Regions from separate parts of the Mus musculus genome. Here region 2 is linked to region 1. The links are chromatin loops, found by intact Hi-C in ENCODE. Cell type or tissue: left cerebral cortex. All regions are shown on one strand. Links, peaks and the distances in the headings refer to the core of each region. The heading gives the core; the rest is flanking DNA.

Evidence for each region. Peaks named below come from ENCODE experiments on the same cell type or tissue, not always from the same donor. Only the 100,000 strongest peaks of a DNase experiment are listed, where the experiment ranks them.
Region 2: it touches region 1 in a loop (7-fold over the local background); 2 of 42 quality-filtered maps call a loop at or near these places.

Annotation. Positions count from the first base shown.
Region 1 is chr7:29,982,478-29,985,382 of GRCm38, forward strand. It overlaps Zfp568 (zinc finger protein 568), which reads left to right and starts at 1,478. Exons shown (of 10, transcript NM_001167872.1): 1 at 1,478-1,751; 2 at 2,783-2,849. It overlaps Gm31735 (a long non-coding RNA gene), which reads right to left and starts at 1,044. Exons shown (of 2, transcript XR_001778074.2): 1 at 956-1,044. In left cerebral cortex, for the core only: a CTCF peak has its summit at 1,271; DNase peaks (open chromatin) are centred at 704 and 1,323; H3K4me3 peaks cover 2,026 bases; H3K27ac peaks cover 1,413 bases.
Region 2 is chr7:29,817,609-29,820,513 of GRCm38, forward strand. The region is part of intron 1 of Zfp790 (zinc finger protein 790); the gene reads left to right. Among named protein-coding and RNA genes, the nearest start is that of Zfp790, 3.0 kb to the left of the region's middle. In left cerebral cortex, for the core only: no CTCF peak of the experiment used is centred there; DNase peaks (open chromatin) are centred at 1,135 and 1,321; H3K4me3 peaks cover 1,371 bases; H3K27ac peaks cover 706 bases.

The DNA.
Region 1 (2,905 bases), core at 252-2,751:
GTGTAACATTGGCTGGCTTGGAGCGCACTCTGTAGACCAGGCTGGCTTGAAACTCACAGAGATCCACCTGCTCTGTCTCCCACCAGTTAAACTTAAGCCGATTATTCTAGCTTGCAATCAGGCTTGGAACATGGCTACCTCTATGCCTCTCTCTGACTTAATAATAGGTATAGCTATTCTTTTCTCCAATGGAGACAATATAGGGATCTATTTTCAAATGACAAGTCGTCATTAAGCAAGTACTTCCAGAGGCATTCAGATGTTGGGGTCATGGGGTGTGCAAATAATGAGGAAAGGACCAAGAAAGTCGGAAATAAACCACAAGTAAACTTTATACCCTCCCCCCGTCCCGTTCCCTCCCCCCCCCCCCCCCCCCCGGGAAAACACTTCTAACTGGTTAGGGTCACAAGTCAGCTTCGACCTTTGACAAAGGGAGAGAGCAGTCTCCTTTCTCCTTTTGAAGCATAAAGGCAGGAGCAGAGGTTCAGGGAACAATAAAGAAGGAATTTGTAAATTGAGGGTTAGTTCTGGAGCCCAGGGTGTGGCAGGTAGGAGGATGTTCATTCAGGCTCAAGGCTATTCTAAGACAGAGGTCTTATCTCAGCCTTTAGGGAGCTCGCCCAGGCCTGGTGGTTTTACTGCAGCTTGAAAGAAAGTAAGGCTTGCGGGCATGCAGTAAGATGGGGGCGGCCGTCCAATACCTGGGATCACTCTGGGCTCGGCACAAAGGAAAGCCCGGCTCTTTGTGGTTTGTAGTGCATTCTTTGCCTCTTTTGGGTAACTGACCTGGCAATGGGTAAAACTGGGAGTAGACATAAAAAAATTGTGACCCTCCAGGTCTTTCTTGGCCAGGCCAGAGATCATTACCAGCCTTGTCCCCATTATCCATCCTGCGTAGAGAATGGAGATTAGGAGAGAACTGGCACCCTGACCAATTTGCGAATCTAAACCTCACCTCAGAGATTGTTCCCAGGAGCAGAGTTCTGAAGTCACAACCACTCGGGTGACAGGAGCCCCATGGTTACATGCAAGATGCCACATAGAGGTAGGCACAGTCTTACACTTAAGCCACAACTCCACAACGACCAGACATTTCATGTCCTCATAGAAAAGCTATCAGAATGTATTACAAACAACCACAAAAACTATTCCAGGGCACTGCGTCCGCCCAGTCGCAAGGCTCCTGCCGAGAGGCTGGACAGGCCACTAGCCTTTCTGGGAAATGTAGTCCACAAAGGGACAGCCACCTAGCGCCCCCAGCGCCTCCTCTGGTTGTTCCGGAAAAGACCGTCCCCGCAGCTGCTCACGTCCAGCGCTGCTTCGCCGGCGGCGTCACCGTCTCGCCGCGCTAATGGGCTCAGCCACCTCGGCGCCTTCGGCCATGACTCCTGTCCCTAGCACAGGAAACGCCAGCCGAGCTCTGACCGGAAGTTGGGTCGGGCCGCGGGTCCTTCTGGGAGCACCTGTGCTCTGGGACATAACGGGCGCGCGCTGCCGCCCGAGTGGAGGGGCTGGCCGTGCGTGGCCCGCATGCCGCGTCTCTGAGGTTGCGTCTCGGGAGGTTTTGGCTGGTGGCGCTGCGGGGACCTCTCCACGGGAGAGGCACGGGTGGTCCGGTTTGCGCCGGCCGTGGGCTTCGGGCTGGGCGCGGGCTCTCGGGGGGCTCGGAGTATCCCGGGTCACAGCTTTGCGGAGAGCTCCGGGCCAGAAGGCGGGACTCAAGCCTGTTCGGAGCTGCAACCAAAAACCTGGTAAGAGTTTGTGCTACTCTGGAGATTTGGAGGGGGTGTGGTTGTGCGAGAGCGAGTGTCCTGTCGTGGCCATGTTTGGTGGTAAGGGGTTGAGTAAGGGTGTGGTGAGTGTGGGGATGGCGTGGCGTGTGCAATTGTACCGCGGAGTTCTTAGGTGTGTAGCATTTGGCGTAACTCGTAACTACGGGGAAAAAAAATCTGTACTTTCTAATGATTTCCCCCTCCTCATTGCCGCCCTTTCAACACTTTCTTCTCTAACTTTTTTCAGTTTTTCTTTCTATTATTACCTAATGGCTTGCTTGGCTTATTTAATTTTTAAAAAAATCTTTTCTTTTCTCTCCTTTCCTTTTCCTTTTTCTTTTTTTCTTTTTCTTTTCTTTTCTTTTCTTTTCTTTTCTTTTCTCTTCTTTCTTTCTTTTACCTTTGTAGTGTTGAATTTAAATCTAACGCTTCAATCACACCAGGCAAAAACTGTACCAATGAGCTACATTCCCAGCCCTGAAGTTAGTTTAATAATGGCTGAAAAAAATTCCTAAGCTCAATAGCAAACCAACTGGGATTCCTTCAGTTCACGTTGTTAGCAGATTCATTGCATTTAGCTGATCCAGGCTGTATTTGGTTGAAATTCAGATCTGCTCTCTGTTTGTTGTTTTCTGGTGCTCAAGTTAAAAAGAACTGATTCCAAACATATTTTCTTTTCACGGTGGATTATGGGAGCACAGGGGAGATCATGCAAAGACTCTAAAAAACCTCTGCTTCAAATGTGTCCATATTTAGCCAAAGAAAAGTTGTGTGGGTAAGCTTGTAGTCTATTAAAATAACTATTTGCCACATTAAGAAATCTCTAGAAATACTTTTATACTGGGTGTTACCGTTTAGTGCAAGTGCTCTTTGATGATAGTGTGCTCTTGTTTGCACTCTCTTGTGTGCACTCTCTAGCTCTGCTCTCTAGCTTGCTCACTAGCTCTCTCTCTCTCAAATTACATTTGTCACAAATTTTATATTCCAAACCCTTTGTCTTTATGTTTCAGGTTTCTCATGAGCAACATATCAGCTGAGTGTTTTTTAAACTCATTTGTCTGGCCTGACTGTTAATAGGTGAGTTTAATTCTGCTGTATTATCATACTACTGAAAACACGTTTTTATTGTTTAT
Region 2 (2,905 bases), core at 105-2,604, 170 kb before region 1:
ATATATGTATACATATATATGTATCTATATGTGTGTATATACACACACACACACACACACATATGGTAGCATCATTAAAGACCAAGCACAGTTGTCAAGTGGTAGTTTTTGTTTTTGAGATAGGCTGTAGCTTACGCTGGTCTCAAACAGGATACATGTCAGTTCAGAGTCTAGGGCTGAACCCGGACCCTCCCAGCTCCACTCTCCAAGTGCTAGCTAGGGCTGTGGGGGAGCCCCATCACACCCTTCCAGTGAGTTGGTATTTGATTTAAAATTCAAGTCTTGCATCATCCACTCTCAGGTAGGGAGATGATAACTTCACTGAACTGGATGCAGCCTAGTTGAGCAAGAGACTGCTGGACAGAACCATGAAGGAGTTCTAAGCTCAGTAGCCGAATGAGAACCATGCCTGGCACAGATGCCCATTGAGGGGCTGACACCATTGAAGTGCCTTCAAGACTTCCTCATAAGCCTGGCTCTTAAGTTTTAGTTGATATGAACCATCTTCCTCTACTGGAACTTAAGCAAGCAAACAGTCGGACGGAATGGCATCAGTATACCAGAGAACAAGAACAACCGCGAGCAGGCACTTACAGCACAGCTGTAAGGATAACTGAAAGGCATGGAGAGATGGCTGCTCTTGGAGAGGAGCTGGCTTTGAACCCCACTACCCTCATGGTGTCTCACAACTGGCTGCAACCCCAGCTTCAGGGGATCTGACGTCCAGACACATTTATTTATTTATTTATTTTTAAAGAGCATTTGGAGGATGGGACTAAAGTATTTCTGTTTGTCTGAGAGTGGAAGAGACACCAAACCTGAGTTCAAGGTAGGGTTTTCATGGATTTTTAGGCAAGACAGGGGTTTGGATCAGGCACCAACTAAAACCTATCCCTTTTCATCTTTCATCATAAAGCAGGCAGGTACTAGTGTGATCCGAGGTAGTGATTCAGCCAGTTTGTTGTTGGAGTGTAGACCGTACAAACTCACCTCTGGTATGATGCTGTTTTACAACCCATGTGTCTTGTCATCTTTCTGAGGCCAGTTTCTCTGGCTCCCAGGCGGTGGACTACATTTCCCAAGAGCCATCCCACCCATGGATATTTCTGGTCCAAAGATAGCTAGTGGCATCATTTGCATAGCTGGGAAAGAACTGTATGTAGGTCTCAATATTGGCCATCTCAATGTGTCCTGAAATTCCTGAAGCTCTTGTGAACAGATGTTAGCTTTGTGTATGGAGAAGGTCTATGTCGATGGAAATACTGGAGTTTAAAGCCAGGGCCTTTAAATTGACAGTTGTGGTGTAGTCTTTTGTTAAAGCTTATGCAGAGACGGACTACATTTCCCAGAGTGCACTGTGACCAAGCAACTTCCGGGGAGTTGTATTCAACCCAATTGGCTTCAAGCCTGAAGCCCTAGGAACGTCTAGGGTCTGTGGGGTTTATTGAGTGCCAATTTAAAGCTTGAAATCAGAATGGCCATGAAAGCCGAGGTCAGGGGTGAAGGGCATTTCTGTGTAGCGCAGAGTTCTGAAGAGAAAGTGGTGGTGTTCCCGGCTGGCAGCGTTGGAGTTAGTATGCGAGCTTGGAGGTGAGGTACACACACTTGGGATTAATGTGGGAGCCGTGGGCGATTGCCTTGTCCTGTGTGTGTTCCGGAAAGCGATGTTCACATTCAGTGGACAGGTTATGTGTGCCTGTATGTACATGGCCATGTATGTAAACACGGTAGAGCAGCTGCCCTGACACACAAAGAATGAGCATTGTGTTTAATAATAGACACTGTACTTTCTGAAAGTGGGTGTGGAGCTGAAGGAAGTGCTTTCTCTTGGTGAGTGAAATGGCAGAAATGCAACTGGGAGATAAAAGAATAGAGAAAGGGCCAGGAGAGGCTCCGGTGTTAAAAAGTGCATAGTGTTCTCAGAACCGACTTCTGCCTCTCACTGCTTCTGACTCAAGCTATAGGGACCTTCCTGACCTTGCTGTCATGTGCGAGATTACAAGTGTGTGTCAAGATTAAAAGTGTGTGCTTTTTATATCTTTAAAAAATGTTGATGAGTTGAGCTATCTCTGTGAGTTTAGAGCTAGCCGGGTCTGCTTAGTAACTTCCCAGCCAGCCAGGGTTACATAAGGAAACTTTGCCTCAGAAAGCCAAAATAAAGTTAATTAATTTAAAAATTGAATGATAACTTGTCTAGACATACAATCATTGATTCTCTCATCTCTTTTCCCACAAATATACAAGCCATACATTTTCAGGGTAGAAAAGTCTAATAAAAACTTGAATTGCCGGGTGTGGTGGCACACGCCTTTAATCCCAGCACTTGGGAAGCAGAGGCAGGGGGATTTCTGAGTTCGAGGCCAGCATGGTCTACAGAGTGAGTTCCAGGACAGCCAGGGCTACACAGAGAAACCGTGTCTCGAAAAAAAAAAAAAAAAAAAACCATACAAACAAAAAAAAAAGTTGAATTTCCTCTCAGTTAGAGGTAGTTGATCTTTTTGGCATAACTCTTTGTGAGTTTTAAATGTTTTTGATAACTTTGTGTGCTGAGTGTTTGCCCATGCATATGTATGCATACCAAGTGCATGCCTGGTTCCCTGGAGAGGTCGGAAGAGAGCATCGAGCCCCCTGGATCTGGAATGATGGACGCTCCATACCATTGTGTGGGTGTTGGGAATGAAGCCAGGGTCTTCTACAAGAGCAACATGCTTGGAACCCCAAGGCATCTCCTCAACCCATCCACTCCTCATGGATTTTTTTTTTTTAAATCTAATGTCTTTTTAGGTGATGTTTTGTGCCATTTCCCCCATACCATCATGTCCCTCCATTGTATTTATTTAGGCAGGTAGTATTAGTATCCACTCACGGTCTCACAGCTGTCTGCTTAGTCACCTTGAATCCAAAT